6 separate regions of the Homo sapiens genome follow, and all the other regions are linked to region 4. A link is a contact called in ENCODE Hi-C or POLR2A ChIA-PET data. All regions are on one chromosome and are shown on one strand. Each heading gives the region's core, a stretch centred on a gene start or an enhancer-like site at or near the end of the contact. The rest is flanking DNA. Distances are from core to core; before and after follow the strand shown. Region 1 holds the start of HCG25 (HLA complex group 25). Region 2 holds the start of RGL2 (ral guanine nucleotide dissociation stimulator like 2). Region 3 holds the start of PPP1R11 (protein phosphatase 1 regulatory inhibitor subunit 11). Region 4 holds the start of WHR1 (winged helix repair factor 1). Region 5 holds the start of VPS52 (VPS52 subunit of GARP complex). Region 6 holds the start of RXRB (retinoid X receptor beta).

Region 1 (2,982 bases), core at 84-2,583, 1.3 Mb after region 4:
TCCGTCATCAGCAAAACAAGTGAGGGAGAAGTTTGAGGAGTGATGACCCTAGCAGTTATGGGTTTAAGCCTGGGAATCTTAAGCCACAGAGCAGAGGATTTGGGGGCTGAAGAAAAAGACCCTCCGCAGCTTCAGCGCGAAGAGGGCGGCGGGGACCGGGGTGGTGGGGGTGGAACCTCGCCGCCTTCCGAAGCAGGAGTAAGCTGCAGAGGCTGCGCGGGGGTTTGAGCGGAGCGAGAACAGCTCCTTCCCTTGATCATGCTGCCCTCCGGAGGTCAGTTTAGGTATCGCCGCTCCCTTTCACGCTGTTTTGTCTCTTCACCGTCTGTTCTGGATCATCCTGTCCAGAGAGACCGTTGGGTCAGAGGGTTCCTGTGGACCCCTGGGGCGAGCTTAATGTCCCCGAAAACTGCGTGCTCCAGTATCACTTGAATGCCCACCGGGTTCCGGAATCACGAGTCTCCAGAGCTGTCCCTTCGCCCCACGGCTCACATTCCAGGTCTGCCCCTCAGTGACTTCTGCAACAACACGCGCTTCTCGATCAGCTCTGAGGATTTGGGTTCTGCGACGGACAGGGGAAGGAAAGAAGGAAGGCTGTGAAGAACCGTGGTGCCTGCCTGCACAGCCCTCCTCGCGTGCGAGCATTAGTTGGCTAAAGTCGCCTGTCTCGACAGTCTCCCCTGCGGGGTATCTGGGGACCCTTTCTTTGGGAATCCACGCTCTTTGTCAGAGTAGCCAATGCCTCTCCTGTCCAAAATCTCATACCCTTGGCCCTTCTCCCGTCCTCGCGCTGAGGCTGGAGTCAGGTCAAATGTCAGAACATCTGGATGTCCCAAGAGTGACACCTGGGAGTGGGTGGGCAAGAAACCAGTAGCGGGAAGGGAAAGTGGAGGAGCAGAGGATTCCCGGGGCCGGCGTCTGGGGTGAGCTCGCGGCCCCTCAGAGCCTGGCACATCGCCGCCTGGCATCCGGCAGGCGTGAGGGAACGCATAGCGCAGCGAGTCAGGCGGGGTAAACCCGGAGCAACGCGGAGGCGGTGATCTGGGCAAGGGCGAGGTCAGTTAAGGACGCAGTTCTGGCCCCGCCCTCAAGGCACGCCTGGCCAATCAGGAATCGCTGATTCACCAAGCCTCTCCTCCTGCGCTCGCCCTCTTCTGCACTTCGGTCTCAGGCGCAAACACGTTCAAAGTCGCTAGGCCAAAGCGCTGAGATACGGTTTCCCAAGCCAATTAGAGAGCGGCTCTCGGATATGGGGCGGAACCCTGAAAAGGCGAGAGCTGAGATGCCGCTCCGTTCTGCCTTACCACGCCGCCCCCCAGCGTCCGCCAATTAGGAGAGCCCGGAGCCGGATCCACTCTCAGCCTCAGGAAGCAGCAGCCTCCGCTCCGCGGCGGGTGTGCTCGGCAGTCACAGACCCACTCAGGACACCTCCCGTTGCCGACGGGCTAGACCTGCATCCGAAGGGCCTAAGCGGGGAGGAACCGCTTTCCACCACTCTCCAGGGACCTGGGGAGGGAATGTTTAGGCCGTAGGGGTGGAGGACACAGGAAACGTAACATTTTTCCTTAACTGCGCCTCTCTTCTTAGGCCTTAAAGGGGTCCCCGTGTCTCTCCAGTCTAGAGCCTAAGTTCAAACGAGGCGTATAGGCGAGGACAGCAGGAAGGCTCCAAGTCAAACAAACGGATGGTACGAATTTCGCCTGGTCTAGCCCTGCCCCAACGGTGTGGGTGTGGGTTGGGTGCTGCAGCCCCCGAGCAAGGGGCTGTCACAGCCACAACCAGAGGAGCTATGGAGCTGCTACGGAGGAGGGATTCCAGAGTCAGCTTGGGCTTGTCCCAAGGGAGCCCTTGGGACAGTGTCTGGGGCTGCGCGGCCTGGTTCTCATCCCTTGCAGCATCTGCTATTTTAGCCAGGGGCCACCTTCCTCCAATGGCCTGGGAGTAGCTAGAGGTTAGAGGTTACACCCACCAGAAGGGATGTAAGCCCAGGAAGTAGTCAGAAAGGAAAGGTCATTCTAGAGATGGGGCCACCTGAAAAACCTTCAGGAGGAAGGAGAAAGGAAATGGGATAAGTGTCATGTCATACTAAATATTTATTTTCTGCAGACTGACTTCGGAGTAATTCTTGAGCCAGGAGGGGAGAGGTTAGTGTTCAAATTGCTGAGATCTTAGGTCAAAAAGCTACAGAAAAGAAATCACTTTGAAAAACACAATGACTCAGAGGCAGTCACCCCTTGCCAGCAATTCCAAGAGCTGAGGAGGCTTCATGCCTCAGGACATGGTGACTAGTTGAGTGAACCAGAGATTGAGGCAGTGGTTTTTACAGGGGAAGAAACAAGCCTTGGGTGTATGGGAGCAGGAAAGGAGGGTGACAGACTGGAGAAATGATAAAGGCCATTTTGGAAGCCCACAGGGAAGTGGTCTTGGGAAACCTGAAGACACTGGGATATTCAGAAGGCCAAGGGGATCCAGCTTATCCTGTTGGGCAAGGTGCTGGGAGTGAAGGCAGGTAAGCCATGTCAAGGGCCTGGGAAGCAAGGGGAAAACTGGAAGGGGTACCCCAGGTGAAGAAGGGTATGGAATGGGGTGCAGAAGTCCATGGAGATGACCGGCAGATCTCAGGGCGGTTTCTGGCACATCAGAAGTTGGGCTTATGCTTCTTGAGCTCCACCATAAGGTGGTGAATGTTGATGAGCTCAGCCCGGGCAGGGAGGGCTCGGAGCTGCGGCTGGGACAGCACCCGGTGGAAGCGATGATAGAGCTGGATCAGCTGGGTCAGCGCTCCCTGGTCAAAGAAAGTCATTGAGGGATCAAACCGTAAAATGGTGCTAATAGTGATGATTAAGAATCAGGTTAGGCGGCCAGGCGCAGTGGCTCACACTTGTAATCCCAGCACTGTGGGAGGCCATGGCGGGCAGATCACGAGGTCAGGAATTCGAGACCAGCCTGGCCAACACAGTGAAACCCCATCTCTACTACAAA
Region 2 (3,209 bases), core at 485-2,984, 1.3 Mb after region 4:
CCTCACCTGTGGTGGCAGGGCATAGTACCAGCGAGTGCGAGGAAGGGTTGGGGGAGCTGGTGACCCCAGGTCTCCCCCACTGGGGCCCAGACAGCCCCACCCCAGCCGCCTCAGGGCCCCGGTGGAGTCGAAGGGGCTGCAGTGGAGGCGTGGATGGAGTACAGGAATTCTGATCCTGGAGACCCCCAAAGCCCCTTCTCCCCAGAGCTGAACCCACACACGACAGAGAAGCAGGGTACAAAGGGCAGGAGAGGGAAGCGAGAGGCAGCAAGCCAGAGGCAGCGACTAGGGGTAGCTGAAACCTCAGTCCAGGCACTGCCGCATGCCCCGCCCCTCCCGGCCAAGGACTATACCAGCCCAGAGAATTAGTCTTTTTCAGGACCCCTTTCACCCTGGTCCCTCGGGTAGCGCCTCCACTATCTCAGCCCTAAGGGACCCCCGAAGGTAGCAGCTCCAATCCCAGTACAGGAAGGAAAAGGGGAAGTGGGATGATAGGGGGTTGGGGGCGGTAGACTCAGAGAGTCACGTGGCCCCAGCCCCTCCCCCGACCGATCCCGAAAAACCAGCCCTGCCAGTCAACCTGCCCTCACCTAGGATCTGGACCTAGGAGTTTAGGGCCTCGGGGCCCCAAATCCAAATTCTGGCCCCTCCTGAGGCCCGAAATCCTGCTCCTGGCCACCACCATTAATCCCTAATGAAAACAGATGACCACTCTCTACCCACCCTAGGATCTTTCCTCCAGGTCCCAGAACCGTGGCTTCCCGGCCTCTACCCAGGACCGGGGCGGGGCGGGGGGGCGGGGGGAAGGGGGAGAGAGGGAAGGAGGGGTCACGAAATCTGAGGGTTCCCTCCCCAATCCCAGAGTCAGAGGAGCTGGTTACTGTGGAAACAAACCCCTCCCCGCCAAACAAAAACAAGGAGGGAGACAGGGACCAAGACACGACTGCTCAGAGAGGTAGGCACACTCAGGCAGGCAGAGGTGGAGGGCCAAAGACCCGCAGGGACAGGACAGCCAGCCAGAAGTTCCAGGCAGGAACAGGGCAGGTTCCTGCGGGCAGGTCCTGAGTCACACTGACAGAGAACCACGGAGACGCCAGGACTCCCCGCAGCAGAGAAACGGGCCGACACCCAGGGAGGCGCGAGAATAACTGAGGCAAGGAGGAGGAGATGTAGGGACCCAGAGACAAGAGAAAAGTGGAGACTTCAGAAATACATACGCCCCCTACCTCCCACCACCCGCGTCTCACCTCTTCTTCTTCCTCCTCCTCTTCCTCCTGCCCCCCGCCCACGACCAGGCCACCTGGGCCCCCACCCTCTTCGGGGTCCCGGCTTCGGAAGCTGCTCAGTACGACTCCCCCGGGGGGGCTCGTGTCCAAAAGCAGCCGCAGGGGCCGCGGGAGCATGGCCGAGTGAAGGAATCAGCGGGGTCGGGCCATGGGGGCGCCTGGGGAGAGACGGGGTGGGGTGGGGGTGGAGAGTCAGGCAGGCGCGGGGGAACCGGGCAGGGAAGGGACGTGGGTGGGTGTCAAGAAGACCGGAAGGGAGTTCTGCAGGAAGGTTGGGGGAGGGGGCAACAGAAGGGTGGAATAGGGGGGCCCTTGGTGCTGTTGGGGAAGGAGGAGGTCACGAGTACGGGGACGCGCAGGGTGCTCAGGCTCTGACCTGCTCGGGAGGGGTGGGGGCAGCGTGGGTCCTGAGCCGCTGTTGCCGTCGGTCTCCGGCCCCGGACCGAGTCCCCTCCCCGGCTTTTCCGTACCCCCTTGAACCCCCCCGCCGGGCTCCTGGGCCCTCCCGCCCTTTCCGCTCCCCCCCGCGTCCGCCCGCTCCGAGAGCAGGAGCCAAAAGGGGAAGGAAGTGAGGACAGGAGCCAGGGCCGCGGACTAGGGGAGCGCTGGACGCTCAGGGACCAGGACCCAGGCGCCCGAGTCCCCAGCTCCACTGTCCTCCGCCTCTACACTCGGGGATTCTGGAGACCACGTCGACCCGCAATGAACTGGAATAAAGATTCCAGTCTCCAGCCCCTGGGGGAAGGCAGGAGCAGAATTTGACATTCCCTTCCCCAACAATAACACGGCTAAAACTCCCGCGGGAAGCGTTTCAGGCGGAGAGAGAGCCGGTCACTCCATCCCCACGGGATTACCCTCCCTACCACAACCCACGAATGTAGCTGACCGAAATCCCGGCCGGGTTTTCCGAAGGGCCCTCGATTCCCGCCCCCTCGGCAGGGGGCGGGGCAGGAAGCAGCCACATCCGGTTCCAGATTCGGCTCTCAGAGGCTTCCGGCGCCGAGACCGAGATCCCCGTCGGCTCGGTGTATCCTCGCTGGTGGAGTACCCTCTGCTTGAGCGCATCTCATGCGCCAGTAGTGGCGCCCGCCCCGAACGGTGTCGACGGGGCGTTCTCTGAGCGGTTCAGGGTCACTGGAAGGGACCAGAGGTGATTGGAATATTCATTGAGCTTGGAAAGGGGTTGGAATGAGAGAACCGTTTGGAAGCACTGGAATACAGCTTTATTCCTACACGATTAGACCCGTTACCCCGTGGGTCTGGCCGACCGTCCTGACTCGGAGATCCCTGAGCTGCGCCGCCGCTTCCTTCGTCAACATCCAGCAGCTACTTGATGAGCGCCCTCCAGTGGGCCTTAGGTCCCTATGCCGGCGCGGGGTTACAGCAGTGGACAGACAGGCCAGTCCCTGTCCTCGAGGAGCCCATGATCCGCGGGGAGACAGGCATTTAACGACGACTCACACGATCACTTAAATACAACTGTGGTGAACCGCACAAGAGGGACGCGCGGCGGTCTGCGGGGAATGACGAGGCCGACCTCGTCTGCGACCCAGGGAGGGCAAGGGTGGACCAGGCAAAGGGAACAGAGGACTGGGACCTGGAGGTGGGCGGGAGGCGTTTGGTTCATTGGAGGAAAGGAATAGCCCTGTGTGTGATGAGCATTGAGAGGAGGTCTGGCGAGCACCATCTAGGGCTGAAGAACTAGGCAGTGGCTCCAGCGCGGGGCGGTGGGGGGGACAAGTGAGCCAGGGCAAGAAGAATGGATTTGGCCCTAGAGTACGGGTTCTCCAAATGTAACCTCGGCCCTACAGATCTCTGAGACTATGTCAGGGGGTTTGTGAGATTTTATAACAAAATTAAGATGTTAGTACAATATCGTGTTTCGCCGCCGGGCGCGGTGGCTCACGCCTGTAATCCCAGCAC
Region 3 (3,141 bases), core at 347-2,846, 1.9 Mb before region 4:
TTATATATGGATTTTTGGCTGTTCAGAGGGTCAGCACCCCTTACCCCCATGTTGTTCAAGGATGAATTGTATATCTATTATAATAGATTCTTACATAGAAAGAAAGAAAAAAGTAAAGTCACAAGGAATCCTACTCCACAGAGATAACCAAATTATACTGTATATCTGTGCTTGTGTATATGTATGTGGCTCTGTATATGTGTGTTGCTATATATGTGTTTGGTTTTTTTAATGGACTAGACATGCTGAACTATATCTTGCTTTTTTCTGTTTGAACTAAAAACTTTCAAGGGGAACAAATGCATACTCAGGTCCCGCATTCCTTGGCTCAAATAGTGATCAAGGGGTTACTGTAATAATTATCATATAATTGTGTGGCCCTTTATATATATTCAGAGCTCTCAAACATAGCTATCTTGTTTGACCCCCACAGCAACCTGGAGAATGGGCAGGGCAGTCTTCCCCACTGTACGTTTGAACTGTTCTGGCAGTTGACTTTCCTGACCCACTCCTGAAATCTGAAACAAACCTGTTCATGTTTCTACCCTACTTTAAGCCTTTCTCTGGCCCATAACAGTGATTGGATTAAGCTTAATTTCTTAGCAAAGCATACAGGTTCTTCCATATAACCACTGCCTACCTGTCAAGCTTCATCTGGCACTCCCTCAGATCCAAGCGGTACAAAACTCCATTTCCTGTAGTGCACACATCTACAACTTTTTAAGCTGCTCTTCTAAAAAAACCTACTTGTCGGCCTTCCTGGTTCTTGTTTTACCACTTTCTTTTGCTCTCTAAGAAACGTGCATATATTTTTATAAAATAGCCTATACTGTAATTTACGACCATTTCTCTGCTTCATCCTACTCATCACCCCAGAGAGAACGAATATGTTGGCAGTATGTAACTACATTCAGATTTACAAATCAGACATGGCATTTGTTAATGCCCCAGTGTTTCATATTTTTGTTAGTTTTCAGCATGCCTGTCTTTCCTACTAGAGCTAAAAGGCAGGGTCTGAGCGTCTTACGCGCCTCCATCTTCAAGGCGTAGCACAGTGACTGAAAAAAACTGACGTTGAACGTGCACTAAACTGAACTGCTCAAACACCTACAGGCACAGGGCGAGGGGTAGAACCACATCGCTTGACTCTTAAGTGTGTTTCCAACTGCTCCCACTTCCCGTTTTCTTTAGAGAAACCCAGACCAAACAAGGAAAGGGAAATAGGCCACGGTAGGGTCATTACTATTGCTCCTTAAGCTTCCTCGCCGGTCCACCTACCCAGACAAGGCAAACGGAAATCTGCAGCAGGACTCAGCTTGGTGCACACAACTCCGCCCTCGCCACACCCACTCTGCAGCGTCTGGCCCGGCAATACCCATCTGGGCGCCCCTCCTGCTTCCTCTAGGCTGTGAGTACGCGTGCTGCCCCAGACTCTCCCTCCTCCACCCACACCCGCAGTGACACCCCTTCCGCCAAATTTGTTTCTCTTTCTTTCAGCGCCTGCGCGCTGTCACGTTACGGCGGAACTAATCCAGCGACGCCTGCGCTTTGACGCATTTGGTGCCGTGGAAGGGAAAAAGGGGGACTGCAGTATGCGTCACACCCGGAAGCGGCGAGCCGGAAGTGGGGTTAGCCAGGTTATCCCCAGGGGTGGAGAAGCGGAGGCCCAGGAGGAGGGGGAATAAAGAAGGTGGAGGATCCTGGCTACCACTCTGAATCCGATACCGCTTCTCTTAGACCTCAGCGACAGAAAAAGGGAAGGGTGTCTCATCCCCCTTCCTCCTCTCCTCCCTGTCCTGAGCCTTAGCCATGGCCGAGGCAGGGGCTGGGCTGAGCGAGACCGTCACTGAGACAACGGTTACCGTGACAACCGAGCCCGTGAGAAAGGCGGGGGGGCGGTGCTGTTTAGGGGTCTGGGAGATACTGGGAGGGAGGGGACAGGGATTAGAAGAGTTGTTGGAGGAGCTAGGCCTAGGGATATGGGAGGTGTGGGGTTGAATATCTAGGGCTGGGAGAATCGGAAGGTATTGGAGCTATTTGGAGTGGCAGAGATGGTGCAGGAGGCAGGTCAAGGAACTTGTAATAGGGAGGTACAGTTAGGATATAGGTGTTGCTGCTTGGGGTGGTTATGTGTGTAAGTAATAAACGAAAGGGAAATTGAGGATTAAGGAGCCAGGAAGATGTTGGGAGGAAATCAAAGGTAGTGTAAGAAAGCATGGTTGGAGGCCAACTTATCAATATTATCAATATTGATATTCGAATAAATATTTATTGAATGGATGAATGTAAAAGGAAGTGGCAGGAATGAGGAAACAAGAAAAGGAGATGAAAAGAGGTATTTTGAGAAATCAGAGAGCAAAGATGTAAATGGAGAAACAAGAAGTATTTATCCAAAAACATGTTAAGTTGCCTTCAAAGGGAGAAGGTTGCATTGGGCTTAATACTCTTGGATTAAAGGAAGTTTAGTAATTAATAGATTAGTAATACTTGCTACTAGAGATGCCAGGATGCCAGAGAATAGGTGGATAAGAGGTAGGGAGGGCTGGAGCTTGAGAATGAGAGAGGTTTTGTTTGTTTTTTTAAGAGAAAAAGAATAGGGGATCTGGAAAAAGGAAGGGAGATCAAAGATTAGGTGCTGGGGACTGAAAAATAATTTTCATGTATTAATACTACCAAGGATGATTTGGGGAGGAAGACGGAGAAACAGCAAGGATTATATTTTCCTTTGAAGAGTTGCTGGGACCTTTCCTAGGTTAGGAATTGTGTCTTCTCTTATACTGGTGGTATAAGAACAGGAAATAATACTTATTCCTCAAGGGACTATCTGAGGTAAAAGACCTGTTCTGTTTTATCTTCTGTCAGCTCCTCTGGTGCTATGCCTATGGTACTGATTGAGCTAAAGAAGAAAAGAGAGGAGGTTCCCTGGGAGGGAGTGGGAAAGGTTAGTAAGAGGGGACTAGATAGGTATGCTCATCCTTAACCTTCTAGGAGAACCGGAGCCTTACCATCAAACTTCGGAAACGGAAGCCAGAGAAAAAGGTAGAATGGACAAGTGACACTGTGGACAATGAACACATGGGCCGCCGCTCATCCAAATGTGAGTAATTGTTGGCCCGCAGTAGCCCTGGAGTTCTGGCTCCC
Region 4 (3,325 bases), core at 664-3,163:
ACTGAGCCCACCATTTCAGGAGCTTGTGTCTGACAGGAAAAGCAAGGGATCAGTGGGACCCCTCGTGCACCCTCCATTCTGCCTTCACCCTCCTCCCCAAGTCCCTTTCCCAGCCTTCAAGCCTAAGCTCTCGCCCTGCCCACCCCGATCCTGAACCTGTAGAAACTCCTCCATTGGCCAGGGCTGTGCATCTCCTTGGAGGTCTTGAGCTCCACATAGCAGGTTGGGGGCTGTGTGGATGGGGCTTGGGGGTCTGTGCAGTCTACCTCCCCTGAGAAGAGCAGAGGGTGGCTTCCCAGGCGGCTGCGTAGCACAGAGCAGAAGGCCACGTTGGTGTTAACCTCCCCAGAGGGGTCTGGGGAGCTTCCAGGTTTGTCTGCACAAGGAGAGAAGCAGCAGCAGGCGTGGGGGGCTCTCAACCTCTGGGAAGGGGAAGGGGGCTATGAAGCAGGGGCAACTCACCTGCACACATGTACTGCTCAAATTTGTATCCCATGTACATAAGCTCCCGGAGGAGCGGTGGCCGAGCAAGCCTCTGGGCCCGAGCGTTCGGTGTCTCCACTTCACTCAGGTATAGTGTTCCCTGGAACCGGGAGGCTGCCAGCTGCCAGCCCTCCTGCCGCTCATACGGTGTCGTCAGCAGTTTTGTCAGGTGCCCCCGCCACGTCACTATGGCCTCTGCCAGCCAGCCTGGACCCCTGAGAGGCAGGAGTTACAGGCTGAAGGTCTGACACAAGCATTAGTGAGATGCTCCCCTCGAAGAATAGTCTTGTTTCTTCTAAGGACTGATTCTCACCCCGGCTTTGGCTCTCCTAATTTTAGAGGGTAGGTACGGGTCTCCAGATATACTGCCTACCACGCTTTGCTCACCCCTCCAACCGGCCTCGGTGTTCCAGGAGCCAGCACAGCAGGTGGTCCAGCCTTTCCTGGACCTCCTCGTCCCGGGGCTGGTATCGATCCGGGTATCCGTCTCTGAGGTCAAAGTTGGGGCCTGGACCGTTAGTGGGGGGTGGGCTATAGTAGCGCAGGGCTCGGGCATCTCCATGGTACTGGCGTTGAGCATCCAGGGAGAAGCAGCCCAGTTCCGAAGGGCGCCGGTAGAAAGGAAAGGGCCCAGAGTAGAGGGCAGGGTCTGTGGGCAGAGAAGGTGCTGGACGAGGTAGTTTGTTCCGAGGCTCAGCTACCTCTGTCTTCTCAGCTCCTCTCTTGGTCCCCCTGGGATCCATGAGGTCCTAAGACAAGCAGGGGTACAGAGTTTCCATTCTACAGAGGAGGCCTGGAGAAGGATGACTGGTTTAGGACTAAGCGAGCCACCTGATCGCCAGGCTCTGGCCTTGAAACATTCAGGCCCCTCAGACGCCACCGCGGCCAAGCTCTCATCCTGCCTCTTTCCTTGCCCTTCACCCACCCTCCCTCCAGGTCCTCCAAATGCAGTGAGGTTAGGAAGGACGTCTGCGCTCAGATCAAGAATCCAGTTACCTCAAAGCTCCCCAACTTCCACCTCCGCAGAGCTATGACGTCATGGCAGGCACGCCAGAGGCCGAAGGATGCAAAAGTGGTTTTCTGCTTTCGATGATGCAATCATTCAGCGACAGTGGCGGGCAAACCCCTCCCGGGGCGGGGGAGGTGTGAGCTTCACGAAGGAGGTTGACACCAACGTGGCCACCGGCGCCCCTCCACGCCGCCAACGAGTCCCCGGGCGTGCGTGCCCTTGGAGGGAGCCAATCCGCGGCCGGCGTGGGGCCCGGCCTGGCGGAGGTGATGCTGGTATGTGCGTCGCCACCGCCCCTCCCAGCACTGACGGGCCTGAGGGACGACAAGTTGACGCTCCTTTCGTCATCACCTGGTCTAGGAGGGACGCCCGGGGAGACCGTACGTCACTGCTCTGCGCCGGAAGACCCTATTTTCAGGTTCTCTTCCCTCCATTCCTACCCCTTCCCCGGTACCATAAAATCCCGGGATATGAGCTGGAAGAGGCATCACCTGATCCCGGAGACCTTTGGAGTTAAGAGGCGGCGGAAGCGAGGGCCTGTGGAGTCGGATCCTCTTCGGGGTGAGCCAGGTAACCATGGCAACCCCGGGGGTGGGGCCTCGCTTCCGGTAGCCGAGAGTTTTGTTAGAACCGCGTCCCCGCCCCAGTTCCCTGTCCGTGAGCCGATTTATCTGCCCAGGGTCGGCGCGCGCGGCTGTCTCAGAACTCATGCAGCTGTTCCCGCGAGGCCTGTTTGAGGACGCGCTGCCGCCCATCGTGCTGAGGAGCCAGGTGTACAGCCTTGTGCCTGACAGGACCGTGGCCGACCGGCAGCTGGTGAGGGGCGTCGGTGCGACCGCCGGAAGCCCCTTTCCTAACTCCTGGAATTCCCTGTCACTCAGTCACTCCGCCAGCCGTTCAGCAAGCATTAGGCCTTTCAGGCGAGGGCACTGTGCCAGGCACTGGGGTGCCACAGAGACCCTGTTAAAAGTCCCGCAGGTAGTACAGGGCATTTCAAATCATGGAGGTAGAAGAACGAGGCTTTTGGGGAAACCGAGTCATGGGGCATGGTTCGAACATACAGCGCTGGGAGTGCAGTCAGACGTCAGATCATGACAGGCCTTGTACATCAGTGTTGTTTCCATCTTACACTGAGGCGATGGGCTGGTAGAGAATATCATAGAGAGAGGGAATGGTGTATTGGAGATAGTGGATGAGGCAGGGAGGTCAGCTAAGAAGATACTGCATCTGAGAAGTGGTGAAGGCCTAAATTAGGTCAGTGCAGTAGGGAGGGAGAGGAGAGTGAGGAAGAGGGAGGAGTCCAGGACAACTCAGACTTTCCAGATGACTGCGTGGCTGGTGGTATTAGGAGCACATTTAGTTGTTGGACTACAGATAATGTGTTTAATTTTATACAAGTTGAGTTGATGGTGCATGTGGAGCATCCAAAGACAAAGGTATTAGACAGTTGGATATGAGAGTTGGAGAGAATTCTGGGCCAGTGATAATAGAATTACAAGTCATGGAGGTGTGAATAGCAAGTGGTTAATTCTGTGATGTGGTGAGATCCAGTAGGAAGAGTGGGTAGAGGAGTGATTTCTAACCTTTTTGTAATCTTTAGAAGGTGATAAAAGCTATGGCTATCTCTCTCCAGAAAAATGCACGTTTGCCACATATACATAGGGTGTATGTATAGTTAGGGGGGAAATATTTTACTAATCCTGCGAGGTCCGTGGTTAAGGACTCCAGGTTTAGAGTGGAAGTTAATAGGGTCAAATCCACAATGCTGGGAAACACCATCATTTAAGGCAGTGTTACTGAATATATGAGCTGAGTTATTATGCCTGTGTCAAA
Region 5 (3,096 bases), core at 44-2,543, 1.3 Mb after region 4:
TCAGGAGTTCAAGGTCAACCTGGGTAACACAGGGAAACCCGTCTAAAGAAAACAAAAAAAGGTAAAAGACAAGACAGTGCAGTGGAGGCCGGACGCAGTGGCTCACGCCTGTAATCCCAGCACTTTGGGAGGCCGAGGTGGGAAGATCACGAGGTCAGGAGATCGAGACCATCCTGGCTAACACAGTGAAACCCCGTCTCTACTAAAAAATACAAAAAATTAGCCGGGCGCGGTGGCGGGCGCCTGTAGTCCCAGCTACTTGGGAGGTTGAGGCAGGAGAATGGCGTGAACCCGGAAGGTGGAGCTTGCAGTGAGCCAAGATCGCGCCACTGCACTCCAGCCTGGGCGACAGAGCAAGACTCCGTCTCAAAAAAAAAAAAAAAAAAAAAAAAGTGCAGTGGAGATGACCGAATGAGGAAAGCTAGGAATTGCAGAGGATAGAGCAGAACTTGCACTTAAATTTAAGACCCTCAGACTCCTGCCATCTTGGGTGTTCTATCACACCTCTGGGGAACCCCAGGCTTTCTAGAAATGTCAAAACACATAGTGTTTACCTGCATGCCAGGTGCAATCTTACACATATTCATCTAATCCTAACGACGATGTATACAATAGGTTCTATCTTCCTCACCTTAAAGGTGTGAGAAATGATGGCACAGAGAAGCTGGTTAACTTGCCCAAGGGCACACAGCGTGTAAGTGGCAGAGATAGAACTCAGGCAGTCTGGCTTCAGAGGCCATGTTCTTAACCTTTACACTATACTACTTCGTGACTCTACCCCAAAATGTGGAGTGAAGTTGAAATTTTGTGCCCCAGAACATGAGTTTCAGCCACTAGGGTCCCGCTCAGGGTCGGGTCTGATCACAGGGAAGGGTACGGGGAGCCAAACAGGTAATATCACGGGTAGCAGCCAAGTTCCCACCCTTGTGCCTAAACCCAGCTCAGGTCTTTCTGAAGCTAGGAGCACCGGAACTACGGAGGAGAAACAGCTCCGCGCTCTCACCAGCGGGCCCTCTTCCTCCTCCATATCTGAGGTCCCAGCCCGCAACACCAGTTCCCGGGCCGCAGCCGCCATGGTCGCAGCGGCGGCCATTCCCCGCAGCCTCACTTCCGGCAACTGTCAGTCCCGGCGAGTCCGTTCCCCGGAGTGGAGCTACAAGTCCCAAAGGGTCTTCCTCAGCGCGAAATCGTTCCCAGATATTTGAGTTAAGTTGTTTGACTCCAGCTGTCCCCTTTCAGCTCTAACCACTTCACCCAACTGCAAATGGAAATATGGAAGTCTGAAACACAAACTAGCCCCGGAACCTTCGCTGTTCTCTTACCTATGAACCTTACGAACTGTAAAGAAAGGCGCACCGGAAGTTGTGGTACCCAAGCCATACTCTCATAAATCCAGCCAGGTCGCGCTGAAACAGTTTCCGGAAGCACTTCTCCTAGATCGCACCGCCTCTTCCTCCTGGAAGCTATATAATGATATCGCGTCACTTCCGCTCTCTCTTCCACAGGAGGCCTACACGCCGCCGCTTGTGCTGCAGCCATGGTAAGACTGGAATCCGTGCCGTGATCCAGCGGCATCGCAGCTCGGGCAAGGAAAGCCGGCTGTCAGGGTTCTGGAAACGTCCTGCCCTGAGGGCCTGCGACTTTCTGTATGGAGCCTTGGATCGCGTCCCTGGAAAGGGACACCAAAGATTTCCAATTCCGGAGAGCGGGCCCGAGGAAGGGTCACTGCTCGGGCGCACGAAAGCTGTCTAAGGCTTGGGCGTATATGGGGAACTCTGGCTTTTGCCACGCACTTTTGGGAATGGGCAGGAGACCTGCTTCCTCTCTCCAGAGGTTGCATTTTCCCAAGCTTGAACGCTTCATGTGCCTACTCTGCAGGACTGAGGAGTTTGCTCTGTGGTGTGAAAACCTAAGGAATGGGGGGCGGGTGTCTTGCCACTTGTGTGACAGGCTTAACCTTTTTGTATGAAGTTCGTTTGCCTTATCGGCCTTACTGTTTGATAGTTTACTGTGTCTGATTTCTTCCCCCGTACTTTTTCAACTAGTCTCTAGTGATCCCTGAAAAGTTCCAGCATATTTTGCGAGTACTCAACACCAACATCGATGGGCGGCGGAAAATAGCCTTTGCCATCACTGCCATTAAGGTAAGTGAAGTAGGGTAAGGAATAGGGAATGTAAATGAGAATTGGGTTGTGAAGACATAAGCAAAAATGAAGCAAGGCTGGGGAGACTTGAGTCTCATCCAGATCACCTTGACTGCTGGATTAAGAAAAGAAAGTGGTTTAGGGAGAGACTGACCCCTTTAGCATTTACCACAGAAAATAAGTGATTAAAGCCAAGATAGTGGTCTAAGGTCAAGCCAAAACATTTCACCTGGGGAAGTGGGGAGGAGGTATGGTTGCTCACCCGAATTCGCTAAGATTTTCCTGAACCACGAGCTTGTGAGATTTCTTCTAGATTCGGTTTCTTTACCCATCCCACCATCATAACAGCAACCCTTCCTGCGAAATTTATATTCCCTGAGAATTGGAGGATTATTGGGCATCTTGAGGGATAAGTAGAAATACCAACAGATAAAAAGTGTGAAGAAGCCTGTAGATGGAGGGTGGAAGAAGTCTGAGTGGGACATTTACTCAGATGAGCCATAATTGACACTCCTTTCCTGTCGAAGTGTGAAGGAGTACATCCATCTTTCTTTGGCTTTTAAGAATCGAATCAATGAATGCAAGAATATTATTTCACTTGAGTATTTCTCTCCACAAACCTAATGAATTCTTGGCTTTCTAGATACATAACGTTCTTTTTTTTTCCCTTAAGTCAGAATGTGTAGTTAGTTGTGGAAATAGCCTACCAGTATGTGTCCATGCGTGCAGGGCTAGGCCTGTCTTCTTGGCTTCTGTTGCATGGTAGGTACTTAGGCGACGTTAGGGAATGGATAGTAGTAGGGATACTGTTGGCTCTGTTGAGGAATTTGTAGAGGGAAATTCCTTCTGTTGGGTGCTCTGTGAAACTAATAAGGCAGTGTGAAATACTGTACTTATTTCAGAGACCGGCTGTGAGGCTTAAGTAGAGGTGCAGCATTCATAAGTGTAATAG
Region 6 (3,032 bases), core at 285-2,784, 1.2 Mb after region 4:
GAAAGTGGCCAGGCAGTAAGTTGGTCACAACCTCTCACCTGGGGGCTGCTGACAGGCCCGGAGAATCCTGGGGGAGCTGGAGGGGGCAGACCAGGGGACCCCATGGAAGAACTGATGACTGGAAAGGGAGAGCCCAGTGGGGGTGGTGGCATCGGGGGTGGGGGTGGGGCCCCAGAGCCTCCAAGGGATGGAGCTGTTGAAGGGGGTAGGGGTGGCCCAGGAGGAGAAGGGGGAGGGACTCCCTGGGGAAGGGGATTTGGGGAGGAGCTGTCTGGGCTTCGGGAGTCTGAGGGAGGGGTATGTACAGGCACACAGACACACAAGAGACAGAAGAGACAAAAAAAGAAAATGAGTCTTCAAACATCCAACTAGAGACTTTAATTCTCTAATACCCCACCGTGCCGGACCCAGCCCACTCCACCCATCCCCAAGTTCAGAGACACCCTGCTGTCAAACAACAGTGTAACTCCGGCTGGTCCGATGGTAGTGGGTTATCAGAACTTATTAACATTTGTGTCACTAAAATTGGTATACAACCTCCCACTGCTATATTTGACTGGCTAAAAAAACCCAAAAACAGCGTAACTCCTCATTGTGGTGAGAGGAGGGAGTTGACAAGGAGAGGAGGATAGTTCAGGTGAGGAAAATTTTCCAACCAATCCATTTGAATGAATACCAGGTCATCCCAAAGCCACACCTGTCTCGTGGGTGGGGCAGCACGTGGGGTAGACCATCGAGCCCCTCTATTCCCAGCGTAAAGCCAGGTAGCCAGAGCGTGCAAGGGAAAGAGACAGGCAGGAGAGACCCCTCCTAAGACGCAGGATCTGCCTGTAAACGCCCAAAGTCCTGAGGTTTAAGAGGAATCGTGCCCTTCCCAGGCCCGCGACCTCCGGTGCCCAAGGCCTCAAGCGGTCACAGCTAGGAGGGCGGAAGCTCCCCTTCCCCGCCCCGCCCCGGGGGGGAGGGTGCTAAGGCCCTCGGGAGGGAGGGGACGCGTGTTTACAAACAAGGGGGCGGGAGCGCAAGGAAAAGAGCACCGGGGGAGGGTGTGGGGGAGGGGTCGCAGATAAAGCGGTCACTGGCTCGCCTGCCCTTCTGCTGGGGCACTCACCCCGCCCGCTGTCGCCCATCCCGTCCCGTCCAGCCTCCCCTGGCTCCGGCTCCGGGGTTTGTTGTTCTCCGCCTGCCACCGCCGCCGCCGCCGCCGCTGCGGGATCCAGCCAGGGCCGTCGCCGCCGCCACCGGGACGCGACCCCACAATGCATTTCTTTTCGCACCCCCACCGGCCCACACTGCCCTGCGGCATGCCGCTGAGGGAGGAAGGGCGGGCGAGCGGCCCAAGACATGATCCCTGGCTGAGAGTAGGGATACCGAAGAGGTCCCAGGGATTCCCAAGGATTGATCGGAGGATTAGCTGAGCACGAGGAAGCCCCTGAGAGAAAGACTCTGGCCTGGATTGGGTCGAATTAAGCCCGTCGCTCTGCTCAGTACCAAAATGACAGCGCCAATGTGGCAGCCATCTTTGTACAGACGGGAAGTCTCGGCGCGAGTTCCCGCCCCCTCGTCTAGTTGGAAACCGAGGAGGCGGTCTCCTCCGGCCTGTTAGCCCGCCTCGCCCACCCTCCCCTCAAATCACCTCCACACTCGCGCATGCGTGTCAGTGCAGGATGGATTCGTCGCTACCGGAGTGCCGCCATATTGGTAAAGGCATTAGGGCGAAGGTGGAACGGAACTTCCTGTTCTCGCGGGATCTAAAGGCGGGACTGCCACGTCCAAGCAAACCGGGAAAGGAGAGGATCCCGGAGCCGGTGAGAATTCTCTGTTTTTTCTCTACCATCCTTTCCAGGCCTTTTCCTCACCTAATGAGTCGTAGAGACGAGGGCCCAGAGAGTCTGTAAAGTGGCTGGTGAAAGATTAGTGTCCCAGGGCCCTACATCCGGGAGGTGGTTCGGGATAAAGAGAACTAGTCTTGGGAACAATGTAGGTGGGAACTTAAGGGAATGGGAGAGCGGCCCATAGAGGTGGACGGAGGGCGCGATTGGAGTAAAGCGGACCCTGTGTAGGTATAGAGTTGAGTCAAGTGGAGTCACTGCCTCTGTCCCTCTGGTCAGCGTGATGGCCAGAGGCCTGGGGGCCCCCCACTGGGTGGCCGTGGGACTGCTGACCTGGGCGACCTTGGGGCTTCTGGTGGCTGGACTCGGGGGTCATGACGACCTGCACGACGATCTGCAAGAGGACTTCCATGGCCACAGCCACAGGCACTCACATGAAGATTTCCACCATGGCCACAGCCATGCCCATGGCCATGGCCACACTCACGAGAGCATCTGGCATGGACATACCCACGATCACGACCATGGACATTCACATGAGGATTTACACCATGGCCATAGCCATGGCTACTCCCATGAGAGCCTCTACCACAGAGGACATGGACATGACCATGAGCATAGCCATGGAGGCTATGGGGAGTCTGGGGCTCCAGGCATCAAGCAGGACCTGGATGCTGTCACTCTCTGGGCTTATGTGAGTCTCCAGGGGATGGGAGAGAGAAGGGCTGGTTCTGGATTGTTGGGAAACTCCACAGTACTTGACCTTGACTCTCCCTCACCAGGCACTGGGGGCCACAGTGCTGATCTCAGCAGCTCCATTTTTTGTCCTCTTCCTTATCCCCGTGGAGTCGAACTCTCCCCGGCATCGCTCTCTACTTCAGATCTTGCTCAGTTTTGCTTCCGGTGGGCTCCTGGGAGATGCTTTCCTGCACCTCATTCCTCATGCTCTTGGTAAGTAACCTCTGACTTCTACCTCAAATCTAACCTATTTCGTTCTTTGGAGGAAAAGGGTTCTTTCTCCTTTATGATCCCTGACCTTTCGATATTCCCCCAAATACACACTCATTGTGTCAGATATTCCCTCATCTGGTTTTCCCCCCTTCTTCCAGAACCTCATTCTCACCACACTCTGGAGCAACCCGGACATGGACACTCCCACAGTGGTGAGGAAGAGACAGATGGGGATGGGAGTTGGGGTGC

Evidence for each region. A loop is a pair of places that touch in the nucleus more often than their neighbours do. ChIA-PET counts read pairs that join two places held with the same protein, here RNA polymerase II (POLR2A). Pooled maps may share reads with other maps.
Region 1: a loop to region 4 is called in a pooled map, with 9 times the contacts of the local background. The contact joins the promoter of HCG25 here to the promoter of WHR1 in region 4. A Hi-C loop is called at or near these places in 2 of 50 pooled maps. POLR2A ChIA-PET finds 5 or more read pairs at or near these places in 3 of 52 experiments (B cell, CD8-positive, alpha-beta memory T cell and GM10248).
Region 2: a pooled map shows a loop between it and region 4 (6-fold over the local background). The contact joins the promoter of RGL2 here to the promoter of WHR1 in region 4. A Hi-C loop is called at or near these places in 1 of 168 maps with a recorded cell type or tissue (dorsolateral prefrontal cortex) and 6 of 50 pooled maps. POLR2A ChIA-PET finds 5 or more read pairs at or near these places in 2 of 52 experiments (MCF 10A and Panc1).
Region 3: a map of B cell shows a loop between it and region 4 (20-fold over the local background). The contact joins the promoter of PPP1R11 here to the promoter of WHR1 in region 4. A Hi-C loop is called at or near these places in 3 of 168 maps with a recorded cell type or tissue (B cell, CD8-positive, alpha-beta T cell and gastrocnemius medialis) and 6 of 50 pooled maps. POLR2A ChIA-PET finds 5 or more read pairs at or near these places in 1 of 52 experiments (OCI-LY7).
Region 5: a loop to region 4 is called in a map of CD4-positive, alpha-beta memory T cell, with 7 times the contacts of the local background. The contact joins the promoter of VPS52 here to the promoter of WHR1 in region 4. A Hi-C loop is called at or near these places in 2 of 168 maps with a recorded cell type or tissue (CD4-positive, alpha-beta memory T cell and dorsolateral prefrontal cortex) and 7 of 50 pooled maps.
Region 6: a map of B cell shows a loop between it and region 4 (6-fold over the local background). The contact joins the promoter of RXRB here to the promoter of WHR1 in region 4. A Hi-C loop is called at or near these places in 2 of 168 maps with a recorded cell type or tissue (B cell and dorsolateral prefrontal cortex) and 12 of 50 pooled maps.

What each region holds. Positions count from the first base shown.
Region 1 is chr6:33,248,203-33,251,184 of GRCh38, forward strand. HCG25 (HLA complex group 25) reads left to right here and starts at 1,334. Exons shown (of 5, transcript NR_044997.1): 1 at 1,334-1,453; 2 at 1,588-1,687; 3 at 2,414-2,509. VPS52 (VPS52 subunit of GARP complex) reads right to left here. Exons shown (of 20, transcript NM_022553.6): 20 at 2,076-2,785. The coding sequence ends at 2,639.
Region 2 is chr6:33,297,208-33,300,416 of GRCh38, forward strand. It overlaps RGL2 (ral guanine nucleotide dissociation stimulator like 2), which reads right to left and starts at 1,735. Exons shown (of 18, transcript NM_004761.5): 1 at 1,663-1,735; 2 at 1,248-1,444. The coding sequence starts at 1,403. TAPBP (TAP binding protein) reads right to left here. Exons shown (of 8, transcript NM_003190.5): 8 at 2,487-3,209. RefSeq lists enhancers at 86-613, 700-1,200, 2,903-3,209 and a silencer at 1,968-2,146.
Region 3 is chr6:30,065,602-30,068,742 of GRCh38, forward strand. PPP1R11 (protein phosphatase 1 regulatory inhibitor subunit 11) reads left to right here and starts at 1,597. Exons shown (of 3, transcript NM_021959.3): 1 at 1,597-1,878; 2 at 2,989-3,097. The coding sequence starts at 1,810.
Region 4 is chr6:31,970,450-31,973,774 of GRCh38, forward strand. WHR1 (winged helix repair factor 1) reads left to right here and starts at 1,914. Exons shown (of 7, transcript NM_004197.2): 1 at 1,914-2,062; 2 at 2,172-2,308. The coding sequence starts at 1,963. It overlaps DXO (decapping exoribonuclease), which reads right to left and starts at 1,689. Exons shown (of 7, transcript NM_005510.4): 1 at 1,480-1,689; 2 at 871-1,232; 3 at 463-698; 4 at 157-376; 5 at 1-29. The coding sequence starts at 1,226. RefSeq lists an enhancer at 1,476-2,186.
Region 5 is chr6:33,270,583-33,273,678 of GRCh38, forward strand. VPS52 (VPS52 subunit of GARP complex) reads right to left here and starts at 1,294. Exons shown (of 20, transcript NM_022553.6): 1 at 1,004-1,294. The coding sequence starts at 1,093. RPS18 (ribosomal protein S18) reads left to right here and starts at 1,493. Exons shown (of 6, transcript NM_022551.3): 1 at 1,493-1,540; 2 at 2,046-2,144. The coding sequence starts at 1,538.
Region 6 is chr6:33,199,131-33,202,162 of GRCh38, forward strand. It overlaps RXRB (retinoid X receptor beta), which reads right to left and starts at 1,535. Exons shown (of 10, transcript NM_021976.5): 1 at 1,112-1,535; 2 at 39-286. The coding sequence starts at 1,346. SLC39A7 (solute carrier family 39 member 7) reads left to right here and starts at 1,737. Exons shown (of 7, transcript NM_006979.3): 1 at 1,737-2,526; 2 at 2,615-2,783; 3 at 2,942-2,995. The coding sequence starts at 2,116. It also overlaps the pseudogene RNY4P10. RefSeq lists enhancers at 1,264-1,765, 1,766-2,267, 2,268-2,769.